Regions from separate parts of the Homo sapiens genome. Here all the other regions are linked to region 4. The links are chromatin loops, found by intact Hi-C in ENCODE. Cell type or tissue: dorsolateral prefrontal cortex. All regions are shown on one strand. Region 1 has its middle 82 kb from the start of PGBD5. Region 2 overlaps PGBD5 (piggyBac transposable element derived 5). Region 3 overlaps PGBD5 (piggyBac transposable element derived 5). Region 4 holds the start of PGBD5 (piggyBac transposable element derived 5). Region 5 overlaps CAPN9 (calpain 9).

The links. Hi-C counts contacts between places; a loop is a spot of excess contacts. Peaks named below come from ENCODE experiments on the same cell type or tissue, not always from the same donor. Only the 100,000 strongest peaks of a DNase experiment are listed, where the experiment ranks them.
Region 1: it touches region 4 in a loop (3-fold over the local background); 4 of 110 quality-filtered maps call a loop at or near these places.
Region 2: a loop joins it to region 4, with 3 times the contacts of the local background. A loop is called at or near these places in 4 of 110 quality-filtered maps.
Region 3: a loop joins it to region 4, with 3 times the contacts of the local background. A loop is called at or near these places in 7 of 110 quality-filtered maps.
Region 5: it touches region 4 in a loop (3.0-fold over the local background); 3 of 110 quality-filtered maps call a loop at or near these places.

The regions. Positions count from the first base shown.
Region 1 is chr1:230,505,661-230,510,660 of GRCh38, forward strand. No RefSeq gene overlaps it. Among named protein-coding and RNA genes, the nearest start is that of PGBD5, 82 kb to the left of the region's middle. In dorsolateral prefrontal cortex, a CTCF peak has its summit at 2,607; a DNase peak (open chromatin) is centred at 2,601; H3K27ac peaks cover 1,448 bases.
Region 2 is chr1:230,373,713-230,378,712 of GRCh38, forward strand. The region is part of intron 1 of PGBD5 (piggyBac transposable element derived 5); the gene reads right to left. Among named protein-coding and RNA genes, the nearest start is that of PGBD5, 50 kb to the right of the region's middle. In dorsolateral prefrontal cortex, no CTCF peak of the experiment used is centred here; DNase peaks (open chromatin) are centred at 2,219 and 2,769; H3K4me3 peaks cover 728 bases; H3K27ac peaks cover 4,796 bases.
Region 3 is chr1:230,343,836-230,348,835 of GRCh38, forward strand. All of the region lies in intron 3 of PGBD5 (piggyBac transposable element derived 5), which reads right to left. Among named protein-coding and RNA genes, the nearest start is that of PGBD5, 80 kb to the right of the region's middle. In dorsolateral prefrontal cortex, no CTCF peak of the experiment used is centred here; a DNase peak (open chromatin) is centred at 1,886; H3K4me3 peaks cover 785 bases; H3K27ac peaks cover 5,000 bases.
Region 4 is chr1:230,423,827-230,428,826 of GRCh38, forward strand. PGBD5 (piggyBac transposable element derived 5) reads right to left here and starts at 2,506. Exons shown (of 7, transcript NM_001258311.2): 1 at 1,772-2,506. The coding sequence starts at 2,102. RefSeq lists a silencer at 2,453-2,772 and enhancers at 2,581-3,128, 3,129-3,675. In dorsolateral prefrontal cortex, a CTCF peak has its summit at 2,892; DNase peaks (open chromatin) are centred at 696, 1,312, 2,039 and 2,565; H3K4me3 peaks cover 2,947 bases; H3K27ac peaks cover 4,184 bases.
Region 5 is chr1:230,771,182-230,776,181 of GRCh38, forward strand. It overlaps CAPN9 (calpain 9), which reads left to right. Exons shown (of 20, transcript NM_006615.3): 7 at 833-918; 8 at 3,373-3,450. CAPN9-AS1 (CAPN9 antisense RNA 1) reads right to left here. Exons shown (of 2, transcript XR_001738518.2): 2 at 4,900-5,000. Among named protein-coding and RNA genes, the nearest start is that of CAPN9-AS1, 22 kb to the right of the region's middle. In dorsolateral prefrontal cortex, CTCF peaks have their summits at 2,156 (motif pointing left) and 2,358; DNase peaks (open chromatin) are centred at 2,060 and 2,455; H3K4me3 peaks cover 735 bases; H3K27ac peaks cover 977 bases.

The DNA.
Region 1 (5,000 bases), 82 kb after region 4:
AGTATTTCTCTGTGCTCCACTTCTTTCCTACCCTTCACCCGCCTGGGTCATGCCTCCATCCTTTCAGAGCACCGCAAGATAGTGCAGGATCCACTGTGGTGTGGAAGTGGGTCTAGCACCAGAATTGACCAGAGTCAGAGAAGTAATGAAAAGAAAAAGGACAGAGAGGCAGAGCTAGAACTTTGCGATGAAGCCATAAATGAGCTTGTTTTCGTTTCAACATGTTAGTATGGCTACTTTAATTCATCTGATATCAAATGCTCAACTGAGAATGCTTTCTAACTTTAATTTTCTGAGCCTCAATTTCTTCATTAATAAACTAGGGATAAAGCATCAATCTTGAATTAGCTATGTAGTGATAATTAAATAAGAGAATGGACTCAGAAATATTTTGTAAGCTATAACTCATTATGTGGCCAGGCGCAGTGGCTCGCACCTGTAATCCCAGCACTTTGGGAGGCTGAGGCTGGGGTGATTACTTGAGTCCAGGAGTTTGAGACCAGCCTGGCTAACATGGTGAAACCCCCATCTCTACTAAAAAATAGAAAAATTAGCCAGGCGTGGTGGCATGCGCCTGTAGTCCCAGCTACTTGGGAGGCTGAGGCAAGAGAATCACTTGAATCCGGGAGGTAGAGGCTACAATGAGCTGAGATTGCACCACTGTAATCCAGCCTGGGTAACAGAGCAAGACTCCTGTTTCAAAAACAAAACAAACAAAACAAAACAAAAAACTACAACTCATTATGTAAGTACAAATAATAAGTGTTATTCTATAAAGACCTCACTACTCTTGATCTTGAGAAAAACTTGGGGTGAATAAGAGAAAAACCACCTTCATATTATGAATTAACTGGTTATTTAAAATGAATTGAACTCTTTTCTCCTCCTTCTCTTCCTCATTCTTTTTTCCCCACGATTCATCCAGAAAACTAAACTTTATAATCGTATTATCTACATTGCTTTGTATTACAGCCCAGTTGTTTTCCAGCTGTTTCACATGGATGAAATAAGACAGTACATATGAGAAGCCTCCAAACTGTAAAAGGCTGTACACATTAAGGCAGAATTTTAGTGGCCCTGTGCATTGACTCCCAGGAATTAGGAAAAAGCCATTTTAAGGGCAGTGTGGCATCACCCAGGTGTGAGAGGTTGACTTAGGACTCAAGGTCAGTGTCGATCTTTTTGGCCATGGAAATGGAGAGCAAGCCCTGAAATTGTTGGGGGCAGAGTAATCCAGCGCCTGTGCTTGGTGCTCTGAGTTTATGGGAGGGGTATTTATTCACCAGTGGCCTAACAGATTGAGTCTATAGTCCTGCTGACAACTTGAAGGTCTTCAGATGGCTGGGGACTGACCTCACCTGTGGGGCCTTTCCACTTTACCACTCTGGGTGCCAGACACTGTCTGCCAGGCCATGGAGCAGATGGTAAGGGCTGCGAGGAAACAGGATGTGGGCCTGTTACAGGGGTGAGCGTGGAGATTTTGCAGCTCACGTAGGAAGTCCAGACCTGCAAATCCAAGAGGCCAAGTGGGGAAGTAAGGAGGGTGGAGTAGTCACTTCATTCCTTCAAGACCCGAGAGGCAAAATTCTACCCAAGAATCAAAAAGGAGCTTTGACCTTTCTGCACAAGCAGAAATGATGGAATTCAATTCCAGGAAGAGATGAGTATGTGGGTGGATGGCCACTGCCACTCAGGATGGTAGTTGCAAAGTTGTAGCCAATCTGAGTTCACTGCTTCAGCAGCCCCTGCAGACGTGATGAGAAGTGTAGTGGTCAGAGACAGAAGAGATGTGGGGATGAAGCGAACCTTTGGTATTCATCTGTCATAGGCTGATCTGGGAACAGAAAGGAAGTAGCATGCAAAGGCAGTCCATGGTGCCATGATAGGTGGCACAAAGGGCTTAGGGCCACAGTTGGGGATAATGTTCAGGGAATTAATGCACCATGGGTTTTTTAATGTAGGTTTTATTATTATTATTTAGATATAGTAAGGCCAACAGATCAGGAAATATCTACTATTGAAAAGAGTTTGTCTGTCATAGATCCAAGAAGAGAGAGCATTCTGTGCTGTACAGGACCACGGGGGGAAGCACTGGGCTTGATCAGGAGGCAGAGGGATGTGAGAGCCTGTGGGCAGGAGCTTTATTGTGGTTTCTATAGGAAGGAACTGGCAGGGCAGGGCAAACAAGCTTAGGCTTGGCTGGTTTGAATAATTTCAGTGTGCTCTGGGGCATGGAGAGGCAGGTGGATAGTGGCCAGACCATGACAGCTCATAGGGGAGATGGTGGCAGTGGGGGCTCTGGATGGGTTGGTTTGCATATAGAAGGCACTGGTCCTTTACTCTCTGTAGGAATTGGTTAACCTGGGAGGAGCAGTCTCTCCAGGGTCCACAAGGTCCTAAGATGTCAAAGAATCGGAATAAAGAAAATAAAAGACATGGTTTCTACAATGAGACTGCAGAATTCTGTTTAGGGGCGGTAAGGGGAAATCCTGGAGAAAGTTGGCAGAGAGGAAACGACAGAAGGAGTGTGTCCAGAGTGAAGTCATGGCTCAGCCACACACTGTGTCAACCTCCCTTGCCACGAGGCCGGCCCCTCCCATGAGGCCTGTGCGCCCTCTCTGCCAGCCACGTTCAGCACAGCCAGCTGTGATTTATCCAGAATTGCTGTTTAGATGCAGAGTGGGTGGAGGCAGGACATTTTCATGCAGCCATTTGATTAAATGACCACTACAGAATACAAACACATTTTTTTGTTGTTGTTAGTAAGATTTCAAACTCATGCGAAGGCATATGTTGTGTGGGTTTTGTCATTTTGTGTATAAGTGAATCATCAGTGGCTTCAATAGTTTCTTAATTTTTTAAAACTAGAATCAGAATATAATTTATGGAATTTTATAGTTAGAAGTACCCTAAACCTTACATCATCCAAGCCTGTCTTTTTACATATGAAGAAGCTAAGGCTCAGAGAGATGTATAGCGCTGTTAACAGAAAAACCAAAATCTGTAAAATGTTTTATTCTGAGCCAATAAGAGTGACCACAGCCCAGTGAAAACACAATCTCAAGAAGCCTTGAGTAAGTGGTCCTGTGGTGGTCAGATTAAAGTTTGGTTTTGTACATTTTAGGGAGGCAGAAGTTACAGGCAGTCATAAATCTAAACATGGAGGTTGGCCAGGCACAGTGGCTCATGGCTGTAATCCCAGCACTTTGGTAGGCTGAGGTGGGTGGATCACCTGTGGTCAGGAGTTCAAGACCAGCCTGGCCAACATGGTGAAATCCCATCTTTAATAAAAATACAAAAATTAGCTGGGCATGGTGGCAGGCACTTGTAATCTCAGCTACTCACTCGGAAGGCCGAGACATGAGAATTGCTTGAATTCCAGAGGCGGAGGTTGCAAATGACCCCAGATCACGCAATGGCACTCCAGCCTGGGTGACAGAGACTTCATTTAAAAAAAAAAATTAGGAAAAGATACCATATTTGTAAAAGATAGATAGATCGGACCATCTGAAATTGGGAGCTGTCATTTTTTTGGTTGCCAAGGAGCCAACGCCTCTTGTTATTTGGGAGCATCCTCTGTTATGCATGCCTCAGTGGGAAGCAGAGCTCTGCTTTTGCACCATGAAAGCTGTTCTGACACCAATTCTGGGATATCAGGTGGGTGTCCAGCAATTCAGTTCAATTCTGATGCTCACCACCCAGGGTCTGTGCATACCCCACAGGTTTAAGGGATCAGTTCTCCGTAAGATTGTCCTTGTTACCAAACACCAGCAGTTCAGTCTAGGCCCTTTGCTCACTGCACAGAAAGCCAATCCCTGAGACAAGTTTTGCTGGGGAAGAAGCCTTTATTCGGGTGATGTCAGCTGCCTCCTCTGCCTCCAACTAAAATGAGGGGTTAATATAGCTGGGAAGGGAAAGAGTAAGGAAAGGAAGAGGAGTTGGTCAGCAGGAAGCAGATGGTGGGTTAGGCAGTCGTGAGGGGTCTGGTGTCTCCCTGTCTGGATGTGGTGATTCAGTAAGTTTCACTTCCCTGATACCATCTGGGAGGCCAGAAGGAACTCAGACACACAAATGTAACTTTCAGGCTGAACCCTGGAAGGGTCAATTTCTATGTTTACTCAAAAAAAACCCCATAAACATCTGTTCTATGGGGAAATTGGGCCGGTTTCATCCTCACTTCAGATGCCAGCCACACATCTCAGGGGCTGCCTGCATGTCTGACTCACTGGCTACAAATTCGGGCCACAACCCCTGAGGTTCAAGAGCTGACTAAAATGACTCACAGAACTCACTGACAGTGCTGTATTTAGGATTACAGTTTTATTACAAAGGATAGAAACAGACAGATGAGGAGACACACAGGACAAGGTCCAGGAGGGTCATGAGCACAGGAGCTTCTGTCCTGTGTTCACCCACCTGGTTTAATGGAGAGACAGGATGGGGTAAATCACTGGCCACGTGATGGAACTCAACCTCCAGCCACCTTCTTCTCCCTGGAGATCAGAGGGTCTGGCTGAACTTCCAACCCTTTAACCATAGGCTTGGTCTTTCTGGCATGGCCAGTCCCTCCCTTGAAGCTGTTTAAGGGACCATAGAGTCACCTCCTTAGCATAAACTCGGGTATGGCTGAAAGGGGCTTGTAATGAATAGCAAAACATACTCCTATCCCTTGGGGAGTCCCAAAGGTTTTAGAGTTAACTCCCAGGAATGAGGGACTAAGACCAGACAAATTCTTTATTATACCTCAGAAGCCAAAGAAGCCCCATATTTCTCTCCAGGCATGGACATGTCCCAGGCTTTGTCCTGGTGCTTCCACTGGTGTGTGTGTGTGTGTTGTTGTTGTTGTTGTTGTTGTTGTCCGAAAGCCCAGGGATGGCTAAACAGTAGAAAGGAGAGTTTTACTGTCAATATCAGTTTGCAAATCAGCAAGAGATAGTCTCTGGCATGGACAAAAGTTACCCTCTCTTCTAAGAGGGAAAGGGCAGGATGGGTCTTATGCC
Region 2 (5,000 bases), 50 kb before region 4:
ATTCAGTGTCTTGCTGTGTCACTCAGGCTGGAATACAGTGGCTCAATCATAGCTCGCTACAGCCTTAAACTCCGGGGCTCTAGCAATTCTCCCACCTCAGTCTCCTTAGTTGCCGGAACTACAGATGCACACCACCACACCCGGCTAATTTTTAGTTTAATTTTTCGTAGAGATGGTGTCTCACTATGTTGCCCAGGCTGGTCTCTAACTCCCAGACTCAAGCAATCTTCCTGCCTCAACCTCACAGGTGTGAGCCACCACGCCTGGCCACAAGTGAGTTTTATAACAGCAAAACAGGGCAGTAAATGAAATGCCCACAAATTGAGAATGAATAGAAAAAAGTCTGGAATATTCATGATATAGAACTCTCTCTACATTAAAAGGAATGTTCTTGAGGAATATTTAAGAATATAAAAAAACTTTTGGCCAGGCAGGGTGGCTCATGCCTGTAATCCCAGCACTTTGGGAGGCCGAGGTGGGTGGATCATGAGGTCAGGAGTTTGAGACCAGCCTGACCAACACGGTGAAACCCTGTCTCTACTAAAAATACAAAAATCAGCTGGGCATGGTGGCAGGCGCCTGTAATCCCAGCTACTCAGGAGGCTGAGGCAGGAGAACTGCTTGAACCCGGGTGGCAGAGGTTGCAGTGAGTGGAGTTCACACCACTGCACTACAGCCTGGGCAACAGAGTAAGACTCCATCTCAAAAAGGAAAAATAAAAAATTTCATGAGAACACCTTTACAGAGATTACAGAGCAATATGAATAGTATGATCCAAACTTAAAACTTTGTCTTGCAAATCAGAATGACTAGAAGAATCTAAAGCTAAGCATCAGCCATGATCCCCTTCCTGTGGTAGGATTATAGGTGATCTCCAGTTTGTTCTTTATGCTTTTCTCAATACAATTTCTGGAAATAATTGATACCATGAAATATATGGCTTTTATGAGTAGAAAAAGAACAACAGGTGCTATTTTAAAGAAACAAGCACTAGAGGTCCCAACAGTCTTCTAACCTTTTTCCAGGTAAAGGGCCAGTTTCATTTGCAAAACCAGAGAGCAGGATTAGGAAGTTTCTCTCCCTCCCACGGCTGATATTCTGTGTATTCCACCTTATCTGCCTCAGCGTCAACTTATACTCCTTAAACAACATTTAGTCCTTAAATAAGCTTCTTATTCCTTAAATAGGAGGCCACAGGAGCCCATGAGGAGAGAGCAGGCATGGGGTCCAGGCCGTGGCCCTCCTTGAGCCTGCAGCCCTCAACTGGAAGCAGCCCACTGCCCCGCTCAGGGGGTGAAATCTCTTCATACGTTTCCAAAGGATGCCAGGCCCTTTCTTCTTTGGAATTTCCCTCTTCCCTGACCTAAGTTTCCAAGGAGGAATAAGAAAGCAGACAAGCAAAAGCACCCACACTTGCGGAGATTGAAAGCAGTACAGATCTCTAACGATGAATTTCTAATCAGGAGATGAATGTCTAATCAGGCTGAAAAAAATAAAAGAATCCCCCAAATGTTAACACGGTAGTCAAACACTTGTTTGTCCTTTCCATTGGCTGTAAATGCTTCTCTCTGTAACACAGGGTATGGCCTGTCAAGTCTCTGGGAAGGAAAAGCAGCTGTTGGCAAAACACAAGCAAGGTCCCTGATTAGAGGGGAGTTTATACAGATGAGTTGCTGGTGGAGGGCGGTGGGGGGACAGCAGCTAAATGCCAGACACACAAGGAAGTCACCCCCTCCTGCACTGCACTCTCATCTTCCAATTAGTTGTGAGCTGGTCCTAAACCCAGAATGCAGCTGAAATTTCTGTTGGACTGGATGCTTCAGATGTACAAAGGAAAATAACTCAGCATCTTCCTAATCCCTTATATGCAAAATAAATAGATGGTCAGGTTAGATTTTGACTTTTTAAAGACACAAGGTCATCTGAGCTTCCTATTTGACTTTTTTTTTTTTTTTTTTTTTTTTTTAGTACATGGAATAACCTCACAAGGAAAGAGGAAAATATCCAGGAGGTCATTGGCAGACAGAAGAGAGCTTTTTTCTTCCATCCCCTAGACACGTACTAGTGTTGGCAGCTGTCAGGAGCACTTCTACAGTTGTTTTTTTTGTTTTGTTTTGTTTTGTTTTAATCCTTCCACCCTCCCACACCAGCTAGAGCAGCTGAGAGTGGATTCTGGCACCAACAGCCGGGGTGTCAATCTGGCCTTTGTTGGTTGTGTGCCCTGTGTGAGATGCCTCAGTCCGCCTACCTTGCAGAGCTGTAAGGATTGAGTGAGCGCATATCAGCACGTGCTTGGGAAACAGCAGCTATTCCTACTGTTGCTGCTGTTGTTATTTTCATGGTCATCCCACAGCCTCTTTGTTTGACAGGGAGCAACAGAGAGAGCCAAGCGTGGGCAGAGTCACAGGGTGTCCAAGGTGGGATGCGTGGAGTCCTTCCTTTCTATGCAGGCACAGTTCCAAGAATACTTGAGAGAGCTGATGTGCTGTGTAATTTATTAGCACACTTCACTAAGAAGAGGACTCCAAGCTGGCAGGAGGCTGCTCCCTGCCTCCCATCAAACCTGGAGCTTGTTTCACCTGTCTCAGAGGAGTCCTGTCGTCCTGGACTGAGCCCGCCTGACCTGCTGTATCCAAGCTCCAGAGTTCCACACTTGGAAGCCCAGAATTCTACAGAAAGTAGAATTATCATCCAACACCACCTCAGAATGATCCTTCCCACACCAGCTAGAGTGGCTGAGTGGATTCTGGCACCAACAGCCTGGGTGTCAATCGGCCCTTTGTTGGCTGTGTATCCTGCATGAGATGCCTGAGGTCCTGGCCTCTGGCTTCTTGTTGGATGGTTCAGTTGGATGGTTCCTGCCCTCTGCAGAGCTGCCCCCAGGGCAGTCACTGTCACTGAATGGTCCGCTCCTATCACCATTGTTCAGGATGTTCATTCTATCCCAAGGATCACTGCAAACACACAACTCCAGGGTCAGAGCCTGAATGCTGTGCCCGAGGTCTGGGGCTGAGGCAGGTGACTCAGTTTTCTCCTCTACAGAATAAAGGGGTTGGACTAGGGATGTCTAAGGTTCTTTCTGGCTCTTTAAAAAAAACTAATTGCTTTCTCCAGGCAATAAGCAGGTCCTAACTTCATTGCTACTATTCCTACTGTAAGAAAGGGATAATCCTCCTTTGCTCACAAGACTGTCAGAAGGAGGCCTGGGATGGCATTTGTAAAGTGCTTAACACAGGGCCAGGCACTGACTAAGTGCTTAATAAACAGCAGCTACAATTACGGTCAGCTAGCAAGTAAGGGCCCACTCACAGAGAAAGGGCACTTCTCTGGGCATAGAGCTTCCTGCCTTTGGTGCAGAGCAGAGGTCAGTCTGGCTGGGTGCAGAAAAAGGCCCTTCCTAACTCCAAGTGCATACAGCCCCTAGATGAATGAGCTCCTAAATGCATAAGTGTAAGGTGCTGAGATTGACTACCTTGAAGCAAATGCCTTGAGATAAGAAGGAATGGTGGTTTACCTCCAACAGAAGAGAGGGACAGATGTCCTGCAGATGACTTAACCCTGATTCCAACATTGTGTGCCACTGTGGTTTGCAGAATCAGAGAGGTGAGCAGTGACTGTCATAGGCACAAAGAAGCAATGGCCATCCAGGTGAAATGCTGACATCAACACGTGATAAATCCTTCATAAAGGCAGAAGCTGTGATGATGATGATGAAGATGCCAATAACACATGGATGAAAAGATCTCTTGCCCAGAGCTGGAAGGGCCTTACTAAGACAGCTGTACCTGTGAATGAATCGCTTGGCTGCAGATCCCGGCCGGGCACTATGCTGAGCAACTGCAGCTCAGGTCCTGCAGAGTCCCCGAGAGTACTTTGCACGAAGAGAGCTCGAGTTCTGTAGTCAGGCATATCTGACCTACCGAACAGGTGCCCTGGTCAAGGTACATAATCCCACACAGCCTTCATTTCCCCATCTGTAAAATGGCAAAGATTAGAGTATCCACCTCAAAGAGTCATTGTGAGAATAAAATGAAATACTGTGCATAAAGCACAGTGCAGCATCCGGCTCATACATTTGGGATAAGCACTGGCCATCATTATGAATGCCGTCTGATGCAATGCTAGCATTTTGGGCATGTGCCTCCCAGTGCAGACATGGTAATCAGGCTCTTTCTTAAAGACCAGTGAGGCCAAATAAGAATGCAACTCTGGCTTGAATTTGAGTCTGAGGAGGAGCAATGTGATATTTATACAGACTGAAAATAGAAAACATGCACTCCTCATTGAGATCCCTTTCTGGCTACTCCTTTGAGTCCAAGTACAGAAAGCTCAGCAGGTGAGCATGTCACACGTTAGCAGACAAATACCAAACATACTTTTACTTCTGGAATCAAGAGCAGCAGAAGTTATTCTGGGAATGTTCATGTTCCTCCTGGTGGTGATGAGGATTTTAAGCTACCACATGGGACCTAGTATTGGACTGCTTCTATGCCCACCTTCCCTGGCCTCTCCGGTAGACACAGGATCTAACACAGCACAAAGAAATCAAATCACTGCCATTGCAGGGATTATAATGAAATGGTCATCAGGTGGTTCCTTCATAAACAGGATTTGCTGTCAAGTTAATGCTGAGTACAAAGATAAAATAGCCTCCTCCCGTCTTCCATCCCCTAAGGTCATAACTCAATCCCTTTTCTCTCTGTATTCAGAAATCTCCCAGTTACCTGGAGCCACATTGCTAGTTCATATATGCTCACCTACAAGCACCTGAGCATGCCTTTAGGGTCTGGGAAGAAATGACATCAGTAGTATAGCTTGGAGATGGGAGCTGGGATTTCTCCTGATTGTGTGTAGTTCTCTGAAGGAAGGTGCCACCTCTCTCTCCACCTCTGTTTGAACCACCGCCTACTTCTTGCCTGTTCTCTGTAAACCCTGCAAGGACAAATGCCCCCATAAAAGCTCTTCTCTGAGCTGCAGTACAGCCCTGAGCATGGAAGCTT
Region 3 (5,000 bases), 80 kb before region 4:
ACATAAATAGTATGTCTCAAAATAAGGGAAATTAGTGACGTGGATGCTAGACCACTGTCCTACCAACAATCAAGCTGGATAAAAGATACTTGGCTTTTTGTCTAAATCGGGAAAAGTTCTCTCCTTGGAGGAGTCAACATAGCCTAGTGGTTAAGAAGGTGGGATCCAGGCTGGGCACAGTGGCTCACACCTGTAATCCCAGCACTTTGAGAGGCCGAGGCGGGCAGACCACGAGGTCAGGAGATGCAGACCATCCTGGCTAACACAGTGAAACCCCTTCTCTACTAAAAATACAAAAATTTAGCCGGGCGTGGTGGCGGGCACCTGTAGTCCCAGCTACTCGGGAGGCTGAGGCAGGAGAATGGTGTGAACCCAGGAGGTGGAGCTTGCAGTGAGCCGAGATCACGCCACTACACTCCAGCCTGGGCAACAGAGGGAGACTCCGTCTCCAAAAAAAAAAAAGAAGGTGAGATCTAGAGTCAGAATGGCTGGGTTTAATCCCAGGTCTACTGCTTTGTAGATCTAATTTTAGGCAAGGCAGCAAATCTCTCTGTGCCTCAGTTTCCTTACCAAGAAACAGTGGCGGTGACATTACTTGCCTCTTAAGGCCCTTGTGGAGAAAAAATGAATCCTGCATGTGAAGTGCTTAAGCACAGAGCCTGGCCCACAACACACACTCTGTAAGTGTTCGTCATTCTTTCCTGAACGCCAGAAGCAGCTGCCAGAATCCACAGATGAGACTGAGGGAGGGAAGGGGCTTCCAGGTCAGCTAGCTTAGCAGCACAGGGCACACGGACCTCATTCAGAGTGTCCCTCACAGATGTCATGAGGGCTCTGCCTGGACAGATTCCATGATGTGTGCAGGGGGTAGGAAGCACGGGTTCTTTTGCTTGGGGGTTACCATCTTGAATTCTGGCTTCTAATGCCCATCTACTTCCGGAGTATGTCAATGCCCAGCGTGAACCTGAAGCCCTGCCTCCACTGAGCAGGGCTGTCATCCAGAATTGCCTCCTTGACATGACAGCCACCCAGCCCTCTGAAGACGGTCTGTCCTGTCTTCTTTAGATGACACCTCCCTATGTCTCTCCAAGCCCCACTCAGGATGCCACTCAGGACACCTCCCAGGCATCTGCTCCTCAGCCCCTCCTCAGTGTTCATCCATCTGTCAACATCCCTTGCTGGGAACGTTGGTCTCATGCTGCAGAGGCAGGTGCCTGGCCCAACGTGTTCAAACAGGAGAAATCTGCTCTTTTAGACTATACCATTCAAAAAAATTAGTGGACCTTTTTTTTCTCCTCCAAAGAATCTTGGGGTTCCATTAATCACTAAAGGTCGATGAACATTAACCTGTTGGCCAATTTTTCCCGCTGGAGCCTCGATCTTTTTGACATTGTGGAGCCTGAACAGCAATCTCTGCAGAGAACTGCTTCAGAGTTTTCTTTCCACCCACATAGAGGGCACAGGCTTCCAGGATGAGCAGCCTCAGCGTCTTGGATTGAGGAACTCCAATCGCTCAATTAGGTGGCTTTCCCCTACACTGGAAGAGTCATCATCTGTATAAATCTCTCCTTTTTCTCCTCCTTGGCTCACAGGGGAGCCTGCAGATGAGGGGAGAGGAGGGGAAACCTGGCTAGCTCCCATGCTCACAAGCCCTCTGCAAACAGGGTAGGGCTGGAGGGTATTCTGGGGTCTAGGTTAGTCCTTAGCAGGCCTGTGACACAGAATAAATACAGACAGTCTCCAATTTACACTGGTTTGACTTATGATTTTTGACTTCATGATCATGTGAAAGCAACAGGCATTCAGTAGAAATTTCTTCAAATGTTGACCTTTTCCTTGGCTAGTGATATGCTGTGCAATGCTGGGTGGTGGCAGTGAGCTGCAGCTCCCAGTCAGCCAGGCGATCACGAGGGTAAACAACCATGAAATATTCAACACTTTATTATAAAAGAGGCTTTGTGTTAATTTTGCCCAGCTGCAGGCTAATGTAAGTGTTCCAGGCATGTTTAAAGTAAACTAGGCTAAACTATGCTCTTTGGTAGGTTAGGTGTATTAAATGCATTTTTTTTAGAGGCAGGGTCTCACTATGTTGTACAGGCTGGTCTCAAACTCCTGGACTCAAGTGGTCTCCGTCCTCAGCCTCCCACATTGCTGGTACTACAGGAACTCGCCACTGCACCCAGCTTTAAATGCATTTTTGACTTAAGATATTTTCTTTTTTTTTGAGACAGGGTCTCGCTCTGACACCCAGGCTGGAGTGAAGTGGTGCAATCTTGGCTGACTGTAGCCTTGATCTCCCAGGCTCAAGGGAACCTTCCCGCCTCAGCCACCCAAGTAGCTGGGTCTACAGATGTGTGCGACCACACTCAGCTATTTCATATTTTTTGTGGAGACAGGGTTTTGCCATGTTGCCCAGGCTGGTCTTGAATTCCTGGGCTCAAGTGATCTGCCTACCTTGGCCTCCCAAAGTGCTGGGATTACAGGTGTGAGCCACTGTGCTTAACCTGACAAGGTATTTTCAATTTACTAGGGGTTTATCACAGGGACGTAACCCCATTATAAGTCGAGGAGCTTCTGCATGCTGTCTTAAGTGCACCATCGTATCTAGCAGTGGGTAACTAGCAGTGGAACCCGACCAGCCTGGGTAAATAGCAGTGGGAAAGCCAAATAAGAAGGCATTGGCTGTGGCCTCATCTATACCCAGCATTCTGCACCTAAGGAGCAAGCATATCGCAAGATTTCCTGAGCCCTACCTTATAAATAATTCCCTGCCTGCCTACTTTTGTCTTAAGTGCTGCTATTAAAACATTGGGTGTCTTGGTGCTTGGCCTGTGGCAAGAGCTCATGGCTACTCTCTTCTTTGCCACACCACATACCCTACTGTATATGACTCTGGGGGTGTTTCTTACCCCTACAGGTGCCTTCCTGTAGTCCTGCGACGTACAGACACACCTCCGGTATTGCACTTGTCACGCTATGTCGATGAATATTTTTAACGTGTCCATCTCTCCTACTGGAGAGGCAGTGAGGGCTCCCTCTATCTCTAGTTCTGAGGGGCCAAGCATGAAGCTCACTCTATGGTGGTGTGGTTAACCAAACAGTCCATGCCTAGATTTGCATTGGTGCAGGTCTTATCTTCCCAACTCTTTATTGTAAAACTTCTTGAAAACAGGGACCTGTCCAACTCTTACCAATAAATAAATAAATAAAATAAAAATAAATAAGTATTCTTAGGCTCTAGAAAAGAACACTGAAGAAAGCATTGCCCCAGCCCTCTAGTTCAGACTCCCAGGTGGTCAACAGCAGTGAGAATCAGAGAAGCAAACAGGCCTGAATAAACCAGGTGGGCCAGAGGAAGCCCCCTGTAGTAGCCAGGATTCTCCCGAGACACAGAAGCACGAGTGTGTGTATATAAACACAATTATCTATGGAAGATGGGAGAGTGGGAGAGTGGGAGGAAGAGGCAGAGGTATTTATTTTAAGGAACTGGCTCATGCAAATTACAGAGGCTGGCAAGTCCAACATCAGAGAAGCCCAGCAGGCTGGGCGCCCAGGGACAAGCTGCTGCTAAAGCCCAAAGGCCTTCTGCTGGCAGAATTCCCTTTTTCTCGGGGCACAGCAATCATTTTCATTTTCTTTTCTTTTTTTTTTTTTTTTTTTTGAGATGGATTTTCACTCTTGTTGCCCAGGCTGGAGTGCAGTGGTGCGATCTTGGCTCACTGCAACCTCCGCCTCCCAGGTTCAAGCAATTCTCCTGCCTCAGCCTCCCAAGTATCTGGGATTACAGGCATGCGCCACCATGCCTGGCTAATTTTTTTTGTACAAAGCTGGGGCAACAATGTCTATGCATAATTTGGGCTCTCCTGGAACACACCTGGACCCCCACCATCCCTTCAACACCTTATCTTGGTCCACAGTAGATAGTGGCTGGAAGAAAGTTACCTGGTCAGCTGTGCAGACCTAACTGATAGGCTCCTGGGTCAATTACAGTGGGTCTCAAACAGCTACAAAATCGATGTGCCATATAATAAACATTTACTAAGCTCCCAGGTTTTCAGGACCCAGGTGATCCATCCTGGTCATTTTCTCATGGCCAGGGCAGAGAAGCCAAAAAAGGAGAGGTATGCACTTGCCCCTTCAAATCTTTTCACATACCACAGCTGCCTACATCCTACGGGCCAAAGCCAGCCTCAGAAACAGGAGGGCGTGGGGCAGATGCTACGCTAACGAGCGGCACAGCACAATGGGAGAGGACCCTTAATACGGTCAGCTGCAACTGAGCTTCCCCGCTAAGTCATTCAGGAGAGCTCAATGCATCTGAGGAACTACAATGAAGAAAATGTCCTGTGTACAGAACCCTACATATGACATTTACAAAGAAGAGAGTCATACACTGGCAGTAGAAGGGACCTCACTGGTTACCTAATCCCATCTTTAATTTCTAGATCACAACTCCATATTCCAGAGCAATGACTGAGCAGCTAGTTCACGTGGGAGGTAAATGCAAGAGCAGGGGCTGCCTATGCCTTGGGGATGGACGAGGGAAGAGGCAGGTTGAGGCCCAGGGGAGAAGCCAGCTCTGTGCTGACCAGCTGTCTGGCAGGTAACCCCTGTGAGCCAAAGCCACCTCATGTAAGAAATGGGATCAACACGGCCTGCTCTCTATGTCTTACAAGGCTGTGGGGAGGATCAGGGAACTGCAGTGTGAAAGCTCTGACGGTGTAAGGTATTATTCTGCCCCAGGGCTGTGCTTGCCCAGGCTGCTGACCTTCAAAAGCTGTCAAACCAAGATTAGCACCTGGAGAACCAAGAAAAGGGGCAGGACTCTAAAAAAACAACTGTCCCCGGGTCATGTGGCTCCTCTACGTCTCCTGGCCCCTCACAGGCAGAGATGTCCTTTCCCTGCGCTGTGCCTGCCACAGGCACCTTCAGTTGGACCTAGGAACAAAGAGAGGGACTGCGGGGGCTGAGAAAGTTCTCATGCCAGTCCTGTCACGGCA
Region 4 (5,000 bases):
CTCAGTGGGCATCTGCAGGAAGCAGAATTTGAACCTAACGCTAAATGACACACGATCCTGCTCTTCATGACCGTAAGTGCTGCGGTGGCTGGATTAAATGGCTCTGCTGCAGAATTTCTCCCATTTCAAGGTTACTAAGAAATATAAGATGGATTTAAAATTTATTTGTGTGCTCACCCTTCTCACATCAGCACATTCAGGATTCTTTTTCATAACTAGGCTTGACCTAGCACAAGTTCTCTATTTCGCCCTGAGACACGCAGAGACTTGCTGTGCAGTCCCAGGTGGACCTGGATCTCAAATGTTCCAGGATCGAAATTACATCACAGATGCTCACGGCATAAAGTCTGCCAAACCAGGTCTGTGGACTGGTACAATTCTTAAAGAGCCAATAGGAAAACAGCTGTCTAGGGCCAGGAGACCTTAATGACATCCTGGAAAATATAGGACAGTATAAAAGGACTATAGAGAGTCAATGATTTTGAAAATTCCCAAGCTCTTAACTACAGCCCAAATGCACATGCTTTAAAATGTACCCACCCCCAAAGCAGTGCACAGCTAACTGTGACTTTGCAAGCCCAGCTTTAGCTCCGCGCATCCACACCGCAGCCTGCCAGAGGTCTGCAGACCACTCCCTACTCAGAGTCCAGCTAACCCTACCGGCCTCCCAGCAGGCTGCAGCATGATGCCCAGATCCAAGTCCAGGCACCAGCTGGAGGTCCCTTGGGCCTGCCTTCCCATGTGCCGTGTTCCTGACCGGTTGAACAATAATCAGAGAAGGCCACAGGAAAAGCCGCATCATGCCCACCGCGGCCACTCCCTGGCCCTCATCAACACCGGTTGCGCGCACTTCTACGGAAGAACACAGCATGCAGGAGCACGGGCCTGCTACAGAAGGCCGTGGAACAAGAAATACCAGCATGAGAGGGCGGCTGGTCTGCAGCTTTCAAAGAAGGCAGAGGCTGCGGAGCTTCTGCAGAGGAAGTGGTGATATTTCAACAGCCAACTCCCACAAAAACAGACAGTGAAGAGGAGTGGGGCAGCCGCAGCTGCCAGCACCCTAGCCACCTTCTCCAGGTATTCGGGGCTTGTCTGTGGCCACAGTGGTAAGCAGGACACACCTGAAAGTACCTTCTGGCGGAAAAGCAAGCACCTTAACGCTGCCCAATCGGTCCCTTCCTTCACTCCTCCCCATTCTTAACAAGAGATCTGGAATGGCGCGGACAGGGAAAGTTTCTCAGATTAAGGAGAAAACTAAGCCAAGTCAAGACGCCGCGGGTGGCCTCTCTCTCAACTCTCACTGGGCCAACTCCTACCTGCCTCGCCCGCGTCACCTGCTGTAAGGCTTGCTCTTGGGCTGTCAGTGAAAAAACGACTCCCCCTGCCTCCACCAGCCACGCCGGGCTTTCAGAAAAGCCCCCTCAACTAGGAAAGCCTAACTTCAATCCACCCCTAAAAGTCCGACCCACAGGTGTGACAGACTTCCCATGCAGGGGCTGGGGTGCTCCCAGGAAGTGAAGGAAAAGGTCCCCGACGACATTGTCACTGGAAAAGTGCTGGCCACGGCCTCCGCCTTACCCTCTCCACCCACGGGTTCGGAGCCCCCAGGAGCAGTCAGACCGATCACCGCTCCTGCAGCCTCATTTGTTTCCGGAGAGACACCCACAAGCCAGCCCACGGAGAGTCTGGACTCGCCCGCCCCAGCACCCACGCCTCCCCCGCGCCCGGTTCCAGCGCCGCCCCCGACATCCACCCGCGGGCAGCCCCTTACCGCCGGTATCCTCGAAGCGCGGGGGCGGGCGGTCCCGCAGCGCTGCGCTCCAGCCCGCGCCGGCCTCGTCCTCCTCCGGCTCCTGTGCGTCCGGGGCGCGGGGCGGTGGCGGGGCGGCCCCTGGGGGTCCCGGGGGCTCGCGCTCGTCGTCCGAGGAGGCGGCCGAGGAGGAGCGCGAGGCGGCCGAGGTGCTGTAGAAGGGGTTCCCGCCGCTGTCCGGGCCGGACTCGCCGAACACGTCGTCCGAGATGTGCAGGCTCTCGTAGCGCGCGCGGGCAGCCTCGAGCAGCGCCGGCGCCCTCCTCCGCGCGCCCCCGCCGCCCTCGGCCATGGCCCCGGCCGCCGCCCGCGCGCCCGCCCCCACAGTGCCTCCCAGCCGCACACGCCGGGCCCTGGGCCCGCGCCGCGGCCCGCCGCCCCCCACCAGCGCAGCCCGCAGCACAGCGCCCGCCGCCCCGTGCCCGGCCGGCCCGCCGTCTTGGCCGCCTCGGGCCCAGCGCCCGGGGAAGCGCCCTCGGAGCTCGGGCGCCGCAGGCTGCGGGCCGCGGCGGGAGGCGAGCCGCGCGCGGGGCTGGCAGGGGCGACCCAGAGCGGGCGGGACGCAGAGGCTGCGGCCGAGACCAGGCGCCGCCGCCGCCACCGCCGCCACCACCGCCACCACCGCCGCCGCTGCGTCTCCTCGGCGCCCGCCGCCTCCCTGCCCGCCCTCTCCACGGCCTCCGGCGCTCGGCTGCCGACCTTCCCGGGCGCGAGCCGCCAGAGGCGGGCCCTGCCGCCCCTCACCTCCCGCCCGCCGGCCAATGGGGAGCCCGGCCCGGACAGCCGCGGGGGAGCTGGGCGGGCCCGGCGCGGGGAACGCCCCCACCCTCCTCCGCGGGGCGGGGCGGGGCGCGCGGCCGGGGCTGGCGGTTAGGGGGAGGGCCGCCGGCGGCAGTGCCGGTCTCCTCCTACAGGGACGCGCAGCCCGGGACCGCCACGCGCAGCGCGGGAGGGGGAGGGCGGGACCGGGGAACAGGAGGGGAGGGGGACCCGGGTGCTTCCAGCGGTCCGGGCCCGCGGACGGAGTGCGGGCCGATCCCGCTCACTGTCCCCTTCCGCAGTCCGCGTGCAGCTCCAGGGAGCTGTCCGCCCCGGTGGTTCTGAACCAGGCGCCGCCGAAACGCTCCAGGTAGGCGGCGGGCCCGAGGTCACCACACCCGCGGCGGCGGCTGCTGCCGAGGTTTCCTGGGGGTCACTGCCAGCTGCGCCGCATGCTCCCATAAATACAGGGGCTGTCCAGCTTCTGGGAATCTCGCTCTAATTAGGAGCCCGCCTCGCCGGTCCACTGTTGGTCGCTGGTCAGATGCTAACTCCGTCTCGCTTCAGTATCCCTGTAATTTAAGGGTGCCAGCACTGGAGTTAAGTAGCTAGTCATTCCTCATCATCGTTGACGTGTGGCATCTTTTGAACTCAAAATATCCATTACTTCCAAATACTAATTACTCTCACACCTCTATTTTAATATCTCCTTCACACACACACTTGAAACACTCATGTACTGAAATATTGCATGATCACCCAGGCTTCAGTGCTCTCATAAACAATAGCACAGAAAGGTTGCATCCGCCCCTCTTCCTTGGGCAGGAATGTGTGGTGGTCATCCTGTTGATGGCGATACGCGTAACGGAGACTGCCTTGTCTTCTTGCTCCCCTCCTCCTCCTTCGAATAATGCAATAAGTCACACTAATGGTAAATGGGCCATAAAGTCACTTTCACTCTGAAATAAAATAAATCCTCAGAGATGTGAAGGGCTTACAAATCCTACTGAGCATTAACTAAATTGTAGTTACATGAAACAGAAAGGCATGTTGCGATTTCTACGAATGCATAAAGGATGAAGGACCATTTTGCCGCCAAGTGGGGTCACTTCTAGTGTCGAGCAGGAACCTTCACTCATGCCCTCCCCTCCCCAGCCCCTGTGGTTCCTCCTTCCACATCAGGGGCTCTGCACAGGCATAGGTTCATGATCATCACTAACAGACAATATATAAAAAGGAAAAGATTCATGGAACTTTCCTTGCTATGTGGATTGGCTGAAAAATGAGGAAGTGCTTGCAAAGCATTTTTACTCTCTTGGAAGAATTATGCCACGGAAAATATCTGGTTTCCAACATACCTATATACTGTGCTAACCAGCTGAAAGTTGTTGAAGAGAGTACAGGTAATCTGACTTATCAAAAAGGGTGATAGTAAAGCATAGGTTGAAGATGCAAGAAGAAGAGTAAGACTCCATAGCTCAAGTTCAAATTCTGCAATTAGGAATTGTGTGAGGCTCCTGCAAGATTTCATGTTATCTATTTTAAATAGTTGAATGGAAAAAATAATTGAATGGGATTCAGAGAGTTAAAATCTGTAGGAAAGAGTTCCTTCTTTTCTTCTCCAGCTAGCCAATGAAAAAGTCAACAGCTAAGGTACGTGTTTTAAAAACGATGAATTGCTTTGCTACCCATAAGGAACCAAGGAACAAAACAACAGCAGTGGCAAGGATGGACAGAGTCTTCCGGTGTCCCTAATTTGCATTTGTATGGTGCTAATTCCCAGGAAACCTTGGGGCCTTGTGCTTCCTAGGCTCACAAATGCTTGTAGCTCACACCACATGCAACACTGAGGAGAGGATTATATGGACACAAAAGAAACACTGAGAAGTCAAATTGTTACTTCAAAGCTTGTCCAATAAAAATTAGATGAATATTTCAACTTAGAGTGAAGTATTTTATAGCACTTACATTTGTTTAAGCCAGTTTCCAAACAAGAAAAGTAAAAACATTCCAACCTTTGAAAACAGATGACTGCTTCTCACTGTGGTAAGAGAAGGAGTGAGGGGACAAAACAATTGCAAAACAAAAGCTTTCTCCTCTGGCTGGCATCCTCCTATTTGATAATGACGATTATGATTCTACATCATTAACTTTTATTAGTAACATCATTTCTGAGAGTAATTATAGAATATATATCACACTGAGATCTTTTAACTTTGAGTCATTTGAAAACATCTTCCAAATAATTTAATTATAAAATATAATTAAATAATTTTAGATTAATATTGAGCTTTTGGTTTTATGGTTTTCCCAAACAGCTCAAGGTAGTAAAAAGCAATTCATTTGTGTAGTAGATTCCTTAGGTTTTGTTAAACCAATGGTTCATGCTTTTATGTAACTAGGGCTAAGCACCATATTTCATTAAGTCTAA
Region 5 (5,000 bases), 350 kb after region 4:
TGAGCCACAAGCCACATCTTGGACTCCGAAGAGTTGATGTTACTTGAATTTTTACACATCCAAAATATAATTTATGCCAAATGCATGAGGATAAAACATTCTGACTGCTACAGTTTCTGGTTAGTTGATAACTAGAAGTCTTTTACTTTCACCCTCTCTCCTCTAAAACCCTTCTCAAATGCATTGGCCCTTGTCCCTGCTCCCAGGCAGAGCCTGAGGGCACACAGGCTCAAGGGTGATTGAGGTGAACAGCAGGAATCCTCACAGACACCTGAAATAAGGAGAATATTGGGTCTAGAAGACGTAAAAGCTGTTTTTGTTTATTGTTGTGTTTAAATCCCCAACATGTGCTTATTTTCTTATCATTCATCTGTGCATGGGATGCTAGGATGAAGAAAGTTCAGTAATAGTTCCATGAGCACCTTTGAGGACTACTCTTTACCATTCACTCTGCTAGATGCTGAAGATGCCTAAGACTTGGCTCCTGCCTCTAGGGAGATCCAAGTCTAGAGAGAAACCCATTTTTAGATTCATATGGACTAATTTCTTGTTAATTGCAATTCTACTTTACTTCCCAGATGTGGCATAAGCATTTTGGTGCTTAATATAATATCATTGGCAATAGTAGCAATTATTCAATAGGAATTAGAAGGTTCCAAGGGCTGGTTAAGAACTGGCGAACTTCTACATACCTTCAGCAGCATTTTAGGCAAGAGACTTTCAACAGAACCAGTTCTGGATGGAGCTGGTCCACCTGGAGCTCATAGATGAATGTGGCCAAACCTCCACCATATTTATCATTTCACACTTCCCTCATGCTTTTCCCTTCTAGGTAAGCTTCCGAGGCCAGAGAATCGAGCTCATCCGAATCCGGAACCCTTGGGGCCAGGTTGAGTGGAACGGGTCGTGGAGCGACAGGTCAGTCACCCTATCCTGCCTCTCTGGCTGGTTCCCGGGGCGTGTGGGGCCAGAGCTGGCTTGTGCAGACATGTGAAGGAGTGGCCTGTCTACTATCCTCCCGGGCTCTGACTCAGGATCCTGTCCCGATTCTGAGGTGCCCCTTCTTCCTCCCCTTTCAGCCCTCAGGCCCACCTTGCATCAAGGTTGATTCTCAAGAAAGACTTTTACAACAGCACTCTAACTTTCACGAATTGTATTTATGTCAATACATAAATGTGTTACCTCCCATGGTGATGTTTATAACCCAGTGATATGGTGAAAAGCTTTATCTGTAGTTGTGAGTAACTCCAGTAAGCAGTGTGCATATGCATAAGTGCGTGTGTGTTTGTGTGTGTGTGTGTATTTGGAGTGTCGGAATCCCTGAAATATTACCTAGCATGTAACTATAGGATTCTCTCTGATGGTCACTGACCATGGCAGAGGCCCAATAGCCCAGCAGAGAAATAGAAGTGAGGCTGAGCATGGTGGCTCATGCCTATAATTCCAACACGTCAGCAAGCCGAGGTGGGAGGATCACTTGAGTATGAGAGATTGAGGCTGCAGGGAGCTATGATTGCACCACTGCATTCCAGCCTGGGCAACAGAGCATGTTGACCCCATCTCTTTTTTTTTTTTTTTTTTAAAGGAAAAAAAATAGAGGACATGGAATTGGAATTTTATCTATTACAGAGCTGTTAACCAGAGTTTTGGCCCCCAGTTATCAAGAAAGGTCTGCCTTTTCTGTGTGTGTCCCCACAGCTCCTCCAGCTCTGGTCCCTTGGGAAGTGGACCAGGTGACTAAGAACCAGGGATGTTTGTGTGGGTGCGTGGCAGGGCCTGCCTGAAGCTGTTGCTCGTCCGCTGCTTGTTGGGCTCCTGAAGCCCTTTCCTGCCACATCCATGGCCCCTGAGCTTCTGGGGAAATCTGAAGCTAGTCTAGAACTTGGTTAAAACTGAGCCAGTGTTTGTCTTCAGTCCAGACACAGCTACCAGGTCGCCAGACATGGTGCAGCCGCTGCTGTATTAGCCAGACCCCAGCGTGAGGGCAGGGCACACAGGCCTGTGCTTTCCAGGCTGTCATTGTCCCCATGGAGGCTCTCGTCCCACCATCCTCTGCTCTGGCCTTGGCTGCCGCCTTCTGAGAACCAAGAAGCATTGGCAGAGATGAGCTGAGATGGGTTGAGGAGGAAAGAGATTGGCCTCCCTCTCCTGGCAGAAATGGAAAGCACAGAGAACTACTGAAACCAAAATTAGTGAGACTGCGTCACGTTGTAAGATGTGCAGTGCCCCTCAACTTTGAGATCGTAGCCTATAAAGGGAAAATGGGCCATTGTCTCCCATTTTCTGGGACTCACAGAGGTAGAAATCAAGAAAGTGACTGAGAGCCAAGGCTGGAATAAAATTTGTCTTCCACTCATGCAGCCTCCATGGGTGATGGGAGGGGCAGGCGCCATCCCGACTCCCTGACTTCGCTGTGCTGCTGGTGACATGTGAGTAGGGTTGAAGGCACCGCATGGCCAGCCTGTCAGGCCAATTATCTGGGTGTGAGCCACTTAGGATAATGGCTCCAAAAGAAAATAATGGCTGCCAGTTCCACTCTTCTGACCCTGGCCCGAGCACCTGGAGACAGGTCCCGGCTGATCCTCCCCTTGGATCACCTGAGCACTCCCCTGAGGTTGAGTTGAGATCACAGGATGAGAGGGAGCTGCCACGTTGGCTGTAGCACCGCAACAGTGGTGACCTACTTTGAACTATTTGGAGGCGGCTGTGGGAGTCACAGAAAATGCAATGAACTTGGAGTCACAAATCCTGAGTTTGGAGAGTGACAGGCAGCCATTCCTACCCCTACTCTTCCCTGAGAGTGTTTCCATGGGCCTACCTGAGCCCTCTTATCTGCAGGACGGGCACACCTAGCTCACAGAACCCCACCTGGCTTGCCAGCGAGGTCACATACAAAAGGTGCCGGGTACAGACAACATCAAGCATGGGCAGGTGTAAGGCATTATCACCTTTCCAAGTGTCAGCTTGTCCATTAAGGAAGGGCCAAGTACTGCTCCAGGTCACATGGCAAGTTGGAGGCCAAGCACGAAAGTCAGCAGACTTGTGGCTTCCAGCCGGGCTCTTCTGCTACCCCACGGGCATGCAATGCCTTGTGACTATCCCAAGATAATCTTCCATGTCGGTGGTTCAGATCATCCTCAGGGGTATTTTATCCATCAGCAACACTTGGAGATGTACTTTCTGACCAGCCCTCTTATTTGGGGGCCAGTGGCTCACCTGCCGCTACATCCCTGGGTGCATTTTTGGGACCCAGTGAGTAGTTACTAAGCAGGTCTTATTTCCTCCATAACCGCACACTGTGGGTTCCACATCAAGGCCATTGTTGCTCTTCATCATGACCTCTGCCTGAACACCAATTTTGTTTACTCCTAGTTCTCCGGAGTGGCGTTCTGTTGGTCCAGCTGAGCAGAAGCGTCTGTGTCACACTGCTCTGGATGATGGGGAATTCTGGTACCGTGCTTGTTCCTGTGTTAACTGCAGATACGAGCAAGTCCCATGGCCCTGGGGCGTAAGGAGCACTGTGCTTCTCTCTCGCTTTCCTTTTTCTTTCTTTCTTTCTTTTTTTTTTTTTTTTTTTGAGACGGAGTTTTGTTCTTATTGCCCAGGCTGGAGTGCAGTGGTGCGATCTCGTCTCACTGCAACCTCTGCCTCCCAGGTTCAAGTGATACTCCTGCCTCAGCCTCCCAAGCAGCTGAGAGTACAGGCATGCGCCACCACGCCCGACTCATTTTGTATCTTTAGTAGAGATGGGGTTTCACCGTGTTGGCCAGGCTAGTCTCGAACCCCTGACCTCAGAGAAACCACCCACCTTGGCCTCCCAAAGTGCTGGAATTACAGGTATGAGCCACCACGCCCAGCCTTCTCTCTCCATTTTTGGCAAATCAAATTCATCTGTCTCAGACTCCTCATATACACCCAGATTAGAGGGAAATTTAATCTCCCTCCTGTCTTGGTGGGGGCTCACCCCAGCTCTCGGTTTGTTGAAGAGTCTTCAGGGGGTTCCTGCAATCCAATAGAGGAAGAGCCTCTGGTCTCTAGCCTGACACACCTCCTTGGCACTCTTTGTCATCCAGGTTTACACAGTGAATTTGAAGACAGGCAGCCCTACTGCTCACAGGATCCATTCCCTCCACACCCATCTTGATGAGAGGTACCTTTGAAGGCAGCTGCCCTGAGAGCATCTAAAGATATCGACCTACGTAGGAAGTAAACATTTCTACTCTGGACTTTCCCTTGGCCTGAATCTCTTTGTTTAATTGAACATTTGTATTGGGCCTTCATCTCTAGAATCTTTTTCAGTCTTATTTCTTCCTGTTTGGGTTCTAGAAGTTGGCCCTTCTAACCCTGTGAGACCACAAATTTCTGGTTTCTGGCTCTATTCCCTTTCATGTGCTCCAACCAATCAAGTCTTGCCTGAGCTCATCTCTTTCTTGTAACAGCTTTTAAAATACAACAGCAGGGCACGGTGGCTCACGCCTGTAATCCCAGCACTTTGGGAGGCCAAGGCGGGTGGATCACGAGGTCAGGAGATTGAAACCATCCTGGCTAACACAGTGAAACCCCACCCCTGCTAAAAATACAAAAAATTAGCCAGGGGTGGTGGTGAGTGCCTATAGTCCCAGCTACTTGGGAGGCTGAGGCAGGAGAATGGCGTGAACCCAGGAGGTGGAGCTTGCAGTGAGCCGAGATTGCATCACTGCACTCTAGCCTGGACAACAGAGTGATACTCCATCTCAAAAAAAAAAAAAAAAAATACTACAACCCAAAACCATGACTATTCCAGCCTTTTTCATTCTTTTCCCATAGAACACAGCCTCAGTAGTGATTTGTTCTGCCTTCTGTATTTTTATAGTTGTCTTAGTCTATTTGGGTGGCTATAAAAAAATACCATAGACTGAGTGGCTTACAAAGAACAGGAATTTATTTCTCACAGTTCTAGATACCAGGAAGTCCAAGAAGATGACACAGGCAGTACCTATATCTGTGGAGGGCCCTGTTTC